Linked DNA regions of Homo sapiens: region 1 is linked to region 2. A link is a contact called in ENCODE Hi-C or POLR2A ChIA-PET data. All regions are on one chromosome and are shown on one strand. Each heading gives the region's core, a stretch centred on a gene start or an enhancer-like site at or near the end of the contact. The rest is flanking DNA. Distances are from core to core; before and after follow the strand shown.

What was found. A loop is a pair of places that touch in the nucleus more often than their neighbours do. ChIA-PET counts read pairs that join two places held with the same protein, here RNA polymerase II (POLR2A). Pooled maps may share reads with other maps.
Region 1: a loop to region 2 is called in a map of B cell, with 2.6 times the contacts of the local background. The contact joins two enhancer-like sites. A Hi-C loop is called at or near these places in 3 of 168 maps with a recorded cell type or tissue (B cell, CD14-positive monocyte and GM12878) and 5 of 50 pooled maps. POLR2A ChIA-PET finds 5 or more read pairs at or near these places in 4 of 52 experiments (OCI-LY7, activated B cell, activated CD8-positive, alpha-beta T cell and 1 more).

What each region holds. Positions count from the first base shown.
Region 1 is chr12:31,830,833-31,835,028 of GRCh38, reverse strand. No RefSeq gene overlaps it. Among named protein-coding and RNA genes, the nearest start is that of H3-5, 41 kb to the right of the region's middle. Within about 2 kb of position 2,173, at least 8 of the 41 ENCODE cell types and tissues checked have a DNase peak (open chromatin) inside an H3K27ac peak, as active enhancers do; they include B cell and OCI-LY7, where a contact is called at or near this core.
Region 2 is chr12:31,680,839-31,684,440 of GRCh38, reverse strand. All of the region lies in intron 6 of AMN1 (antagonist of mitotic exit network 1 homolog), which reads left to right. Among named protein-coding and RNA genes, the nearest start is that of ETFBKMT, 23 kb to the right of the region's middle. RefSeq lists a silencer at 1,905-1,994. Within about 2 kb of position 2,125, at least 4 of the 41 ENCODE cell types and tissues checked have a DNase peak (open chromatin) inside an H3K27ac peak, as active enhancers do; they include B cell and OCI-LY7, where a contact is called at or near this core.

The DNA of each region.
Region 1 (4,196 bases), core at 924-3,423, 150 kb before region 2:
CTCACCCATCCCAAAACTTTTATGTTGTGTAGGGTGCAGGGGTGAGGGGCTGTACAAACTCTCTGAAACACAAAATAAAGGTACTATTCAGCCTTATTTCATCCAGATACCCAGATTCATACCTTGATTAATTAGCTATCTATCTATTGCTGCATAGAAAATTAGCCCAGAACAGCCAGGCACAGTGGCTCCCACCTGTAATCCCAGCACTTTGAGAGGCCGAGGTGGGCAGATCACGAGGTCAGGAGATCAAGACCATCCTGGTCAACATGATAAAACTCTATCTCTACTAAAAATACAAAAATTAGCTGGGCATGCGCCTGTAATCCCAACTACTTGGGAGGCTGAGGCAGGAGAATCGTTTGAACCCGGGAGGTGGATATTGCAGTGAGCTGAGATTGCACCACTAAACTCTGGCTTGGTGACAGAGAGAGACTCTGTCTCAAATAAATAAATAAATAAATAAAAATAAAAAAAATAAATTAGCCAATAACATAGTAGCTTAAAACAACAATAAACACAAATTCCCCAGGGTCGTTATGGTGGGATGCGACTTCATCACCAGATTGACCTATCAAGTGCAAGGAAACTTGGCTTCAGGAGAGGCTAACTTACTTCTGTGTAGTGTAGGGGGAAAAGAGAAAACACACACACACACACACACACACACACACATGTGCGCGCACGCACAGCGGTAAAGCAGAAGTTTCCAGCTGGGTTTTCTGTCCCTTTGGCCACATAATCAAGTCAGGTGATCTAACTTGTTAAAACCATCAGTAAAGAAATTGACCCTGGGGTTTCCCAGATTCAGTTTTTATTTTTATTTATTTTATTTATTTATTTTTTTTGAGATGGTGTCTCACTCTATCACCCAGGCCGGAGTGCAGTGGTGCCATCTCAGCTCACTGCAACCTTCGCCTCCTGGATTCAAGCGATTCTCCTGCCTCAGCCTCCCGAGTAACTAGGATTACAAGCGTGCACCACAACGCCTGGCTAGGTTTTGTATTTTTAGTGGAGACAGGGTTTCACCATGTTGGCCAGGCTGGTCTCAAATTCCTGACCTGGACAGAGGCCTGGCAGGTGATCTACCTGCCTCGGCCTCCCAAAGTGCTGCGATTACAGGTGTGAGTGACTGCGCTTGGCCCAGATTCAGATTTTAAACAGCACATGACAAATCTTGCTGCCCTTCTATCCGCTAAAGGTAAAAAACCAAACGTCCATAATTCTCCAAAGGCAAAGATAGAGTTTTTCCAGTACAGATGTAAGTCAGCCTATTATCCACACATTCCCAACAAATGGCCTTTAAGAGCCTTTGGTGCCAAATTCAACAAATGGAAGGGTTTTACACAGGTTAGGAAGATCACCAGATGCATGTGAGTCATGTTTACTTGAAGATCACTCTTCATGACACATATTAAATATTCTTAGTGCTTACATACTTAATGAAGCCTTATAGGTATTCTGTAAGTATTTATTGAGAAATAGGAAAGAAGAAGGAAGAAGAAAAAATACAATTCTTGTGGGTTCTATTTTCCTTTCTGCCTCTGCGCTTTCCCTATACTAAGCATTTTTGCTTCCTCATCTACATTGTAGTTCTACTCTCAGCTGTTTACACTTCACTTTCCTAAAAGCACCAGTGTGACCTTGATATCTGGCCCTAATTTAGCCTTTTGATGTCCATAGTTTCTGTTTTCTCCATCTGACACATGTTCGTTTCTCTTATTCTTGGATGCCTAGGTTCTGGGCTCCTATTGGGTTATCTTTCAAGTCATCCCAAGATAGAAGATAGACTTCCTGCTGAGAGAGAAGGCAGTTAGAGGCTGGTTAGGCAGATAGAGAGGGAGGGTCTCTGGAGAAGGGCAGTGTTCACAAGAACGCTAGCAGGACCGTACCTACACCGCCTCTGCAGCTAATGGGAAGAAATGTGGTTAAGAACTTCCCCTTATGCCAGGATGTTGCTCAGAAGGGACTGTCCTAACTTAGGCACAGGCGGAATAAATCAACCTAAGTGTCCTTGGCCCAGCTCATCATAGTGTCATTAACATGACATTTTTGTGGTTTTAGCCCCTTGGTGGGTTTCACTTAGGCACTCGTGGGTAACAACCAAGATGGAGTCACTCTGGCCAATCCCAGGCATGTGCAGATGCAACACCCTTAGGAGGGAACTTTACCCCTCCCATTTTGGGCAGAACCCACAGAAGACTTCCTTCCTTCCTCTTCCACATAAAAGACCCAGAACTCAGCCCCATTTCTGAAAACTTGCTTTCAGGGCACCTCTCTTTGCTGAGAGCTTTCCTTTTGCTTAATAAATCCTACTCTACTTACTCTGTGGTGTCTGTGTTCCTTATTCTTCTTGGTCCTGGGATAAGAACTCGGATGTAGCTGAACTAAGGAGTGATTTAGACTGCAATGCTGCTCCAGAAGATAGACTTCCTGCTCCAGAACATAGAAATGGGTGTGATATCTTCTCCCAAATTCAAAATAAATGACAATGGCTGAGCACGGTAAATTATGCCTGTAATCCCAGCACTTCGGGAGGCTGAGGCCAGCGGATCACTTGAGGCCAGGAATTCGAGACAAGCCTGACCAACACGGTGAAACCCCCTCTCTACTAAAAATGTAAAAATTAGCTGAACGTGGTGGCTGATGCCTATAATCCCAGCACTTTGGGAGGCAGAGATGGGCGGATCACTTGACGTCAGGGGTTTCAGACCAGTTTGGTCGACATGGTGAAACCCTATCTCTATTAAAAATACAAAAAGAATTAGCCGAGCGTGGTGGCACACGCCTGTAATCCCAGCTACTTGGGAAGCTGAGGCATAAGAATTGTTTGATCCTAGGAGGCCAGATCATGTCACTGCACTGCAGCCTTGGCAACAGAATGAGACTCTGTCACCAAAGAATAAATTAATACACAAATGAATAATAAAAAGTAAAATAAAATAAAACAACTCAATAAGCCCTACTTACCACTCTTTTCTAGGCAAATAGGTTAAAAGAGTTGTGTAACCTTTCATATTTATGTGATACCTTTCACGATTGATGCCATTCACTTCTTTTTTTTTTGAGACAGAATCTCACTCTGTTGCCCAGGTAAGAGTGCAGCAGCAAGTTATTGGCTCACTGCAACCTCTGCCTCCCAGGATTAAGCGATTCTCGTGCCTCAGCCTCCCAACTAGCTGGGATTACAGGCATGCGCCACCATACCCTGCTAATTTTTTTTTTTTTTTTTAGTAGAGACGGGTTTCCCCATGTTGGCTGGGCTGGTCTCAGACTCTTGGCCTTAAGTGATCTGCCTGCCTTGGCCTCCCAAAGTGCTAGGATTATAGGCATGAGCCACCATGCCCAGCCACTTCTTCTTTTTTTCTTTTATTTCAATAGCTTTTGGGGGAACAGGTGGTTTTTGGTTACATGGATAAGTTCTTTAATGGTGATTTCTGAGATATCAGTGCAACTATCACCTGAGCAGTGTACACTGTGCCCAATGTGTAGTCTTTCATCCCTCAGTCCCCTCCCACCTTTTCCCCTGAGTCCCTAAAGTCCAATGTCCATTTTATCATTCTCGTACTTTTGCTTCTTCATAGCTTAGCTCCCATTTGTAAGTGAGAACACACAATATTTGGTTTTCCATTCCTAAGTTACTTCACTTAGGGCCTCCCACTCCATCCAGTTGCTGCAAATGCCATTATTTCATTCCTTTTTATGGTTGAGTAGTATTCCAAGGTGCATATATACCACATTTTCTTTATCCAGTCGTTGGTTGATGGGCACTTAGGTTGGTTCCATATCTTTGCAATTGTGAATTGTGCTGCTGTAACCATGCACATGCAGGTGTCTTTTTCATATAATGACTTCTTTTCCTTTGGGTAGATACCCAGTAGTGGGATTGCTAGATGGAATGGTAGTTCTACTTTTAATTCGTTAAGGAATCGCCATACTGTTTTCCATAGTGGTTGTACTACTTTACACTCCCGTCAGCAGTGTAGAAGTGTTCCCTTTTCACCACATCCATGCCAGCATCTATTAGTTTTTGATTTTTAATTATGGGCATTCTTGCAGGAATAAGCTGGTATCTTATTGTGGTTTTAATTTGCATTTCCCTGATAATTAGTGATGTTGAGCATTTTTTCATATGTTTGTTGGCCATTTGTATATTTCTTTTGAGAATTGTCTATTCATGTCTTTTTCCCTCTTTT
Region 2 (3,602 bases), core at 876-3,375:
GTATATTTGTTAAATTAAAATTTCTATTAAAACAGATAAATTTTAATAGACATTCATTTTTTAAAAATCGTAAATCTATTACCTAGAAAAGAGATATATTTTCATTCAGATCATCACTTTTCAGATCATTGTGGATACTCTTCTTTGATACCCCAAAACTCAGCAAGTGGTAATTTCTTATGGGTTGTTGCAATGTGGAACTTGAAAACATATCAATGAACTTTGCGTACATTTTGTTATGATGCACTTTTCATACATTTGTGTTATGATGCACTAGTCTGTCTTGAATTTTGAGTTGATCTTTACCAATGCATGATTTTGTAACATCATGCATTGGCAGTTCGGAAAATATTGGTTCTCTGAGTTATATAGATCTTTTAAATATTGACACATTTTATTATCCAAAACAAAAATCAGTTGTTAACATAATAACTGATGTCATTAGAAAGGTCCTGGATAGCTTTCAAGATCACAGTGGCAGCTACGAGGCTTCCAAAATTCACTTGAAAGCTAAAGCTTTATCACTGACAACAAATTCTGTCATTTGTTTTCTTTGAAATGACAGCCTCATTTCTTCTATTTTCATGAAATAGTCTGCCAAGTACTCAAATAAGAATAACCTTACACTGTAGTCATTGTATTAGTCCGTTTTCACACTGCTGATACAGACATACCCAAGACTGGGTAACTTATAAAGAAAAAGAGGTTTAATGGACTCACAGTTCCACGTGGCTGGGGAAGCCTCACAATCATGGCTGAAGGCGAAAGGCACGTCTTACAGGGTGGCAGGCAAGAGAGAATGAGAGCCAAGAGAAGGGGTTTCCCCTTTTAAAACCATCAGATCTCATGAGACTTATTTACTATCATAAGAACAGCACAGGAAAGACTTGCCCCCATGATTCAATTACCTCCCACCGGGTCCCTCTCACGACACATGGGAATTGTGGGAGCTACAATTCAAGATGAGATTTGGGTGGCGACACAGTCAAACCATATCAATCATTCTTTTAAAAAGTAAAAATGGTGTTCCATGAGAAAAGTAACTAGTTCAGTTCACAACCCTGAAAGGGTCTCAGACTACAGAATATGCAGACTACACTTTGGGAACCACTGCTTTATGGTAAAGAAAAATTATCAGTCAACTTCAACATTTGCAGCAAGAATAGCATATCATTTTCTGGCCAGGTGTGGTAGCTCACGCCTGTAGTCCTGCACTTTGGGAGGCCAAGGCAGGCAGATCACTTGAGATTAGGAGTTTGAGACCAGCCTGGCCAATATGGTGAAACCCCCTCTCTACTAAAAATACAAAAATTAGCTGGGCATGGTGGCGCACGCCTGTAATCCCAGCTACTCTGATGGCTGACGCATGAGGATCACTTGAGCCTGGGGGGCAGAGGTTGCAATTAGCCAAGATTGTGCCACTGCACTCCAGCCTGAGTGACAAGGTGAGACACTGTCTCAAAAAAAAAAAAAAAAAGAATAGCATACCCCTTTCAAATCACTTCTTATATTTTTGTGTGGCTGCCAGAAGTAGTGGAAGTAGACATTGAAATGGCAGGAGTTCAAAATATTTGGAATAAAAATATTTTTGATCTGGAAGATCACAGTTGGTAAATGCTGGACTAGGTGTTACCGTTACATGATCTAAAAATGACCTTTGGGGCCCTGTGTTGTTTACTTCTTCACAGCAACCAGGACTGTTAGCTCAAAAGCCCATCATCACCAAATCAAATGTTTACACATCCAATTGTTTAAGTATAGCCTAAATAACCAAATTATTAGCCATCTATCTAGAGCCCACCTGCTTTACATACCCTGCAAACTACACTCAACGTCTACTATCCATAGATAAAAACCCCAGGCTATAAAAGACCCCAAATCACTGCTGCCCTTTGGAGCTCTGTAACCCAGAGACACCCCCCCACCCGCCCCGCCGATCTTGCTGCTAAACAACGTCATGACACATACACCCTCTCTCTAGTCCTCCAGGAATTCTCTTACCCTCCCCCTTCTGAGTAGTGGCCGCCCTACACTGTCGCTGCCTTTGGAAGGTCTCATGCTGTGAGGGACTTCCCGGCATACAAACCTGTCAAAGCGCTGTCCAAAGAGAGCTTGTTGTGTCCCACTGCCACCTTGTGGTCACATCTTTTTCTTTGTTCTGCCCTGAAATCCTTCAGATTCACTGCAGTTACATGGTGTGCCATAACATAAAACAAAAAGTGTTTATATGTCCAAAAAGTTTGTGAAGGGCAACATGCCACTATTATGAATGTTAATTTGTCAAAGGCTCTGAGAAATACTATAGCTAAGAAACTGTTTAACTTCGTTTGTCCAAGCATTTCCAAATTTCTAGCACAGAACACTTTTTTGATTACCCTAGCCAACTCCATCACATTTTAAAATGTTATTTTTCTGATCCCTGATTTCACAGAATAGGAAAGTGAGATATTGAAATGTTATTTGTGTCAGGGTGCGGTGGCTCATGCCTGTAATCCCAGCACTTTGGGAGGCCAAGGTGGGTGGATCGCTTGAATGCAGGAGTTTGACACCAGCCTGGGCAACATAGAGAAACCCTGCTTCTATAAAAAATTGTTTTAATTAGCTGGGCATGGTGGTGCACACCTATAGTCCCAGCTACTCGGGAGGCTGAGGTGGGAGGATCGCTTGAGGCCCCAGGGGTTTGAAATCAGCCTGCACAACATTAACTGAGACTTGCTGTCTAATAAAATAATAATAGTGCTAAGACTAAAACTAAAATCTTAAGATACAGTAAAACGAACGCTGATCCCATCCACGCCATCTCTCCAGAACATCGAATAAATCACTTAACTCTTATGGATCTCGACTTTGCCTTGTGCATAATGGCCAATTATCATAACATTGAGAGATCTAATATTAATAATAATGCAAGAGGCCGGGCATGGTGGCTCACGCCTGTAATCCCAGAACTTTGGGAGGCCGAGGCAGGTGGATCACCTGAGGTCAGGACTATGAGACCAGCCTGACCAACATGGTGAAACCCTGTCTCTACTAAAAATACAAAAATTAGCCAGGCATGATGATGTATGCCTGTAATTCCAGCTACTCAGGAGGCTAAGGCAGGAGAATTGCTTGAACGCAGGAGGCAGAGGTTGCAGTGAGCCAAGGTCATGCCACTATACTCCAGCCTGAGCAACAAGAGCGAAACTTCGTCTCAAAAAAAATAAATAAAAATAATAATGCAAGAGTTCATACAATATATTCTACCTTGAGTCATCACATCAAAAAAAATAAATTTTTTAAATAGTTCATATAAAATGGCTTTTATTAATAAACTAAAGAGAAAAAAGCTGAAGAAATTTTAACTACCCAGATCACTTCTACTCTTCCCACTTAACCATCAGTACCCCTAAATCTTCTATAATGATATATTTTTGCTAACATCATTGAATGGAAGTAAAGTGGGCTAACATGTTCACCTTATATTTGATTTTTAATTTCTTCTTTTTCCAAGGAAGATAAATGCTGGTTGTGTTTGTGGGGGTTTTTTGTTTGATACATGGAAGGCCTTTCTTCTTTCGTGACACCTTATATAACATGATTCCTCTTATATATTCATATGG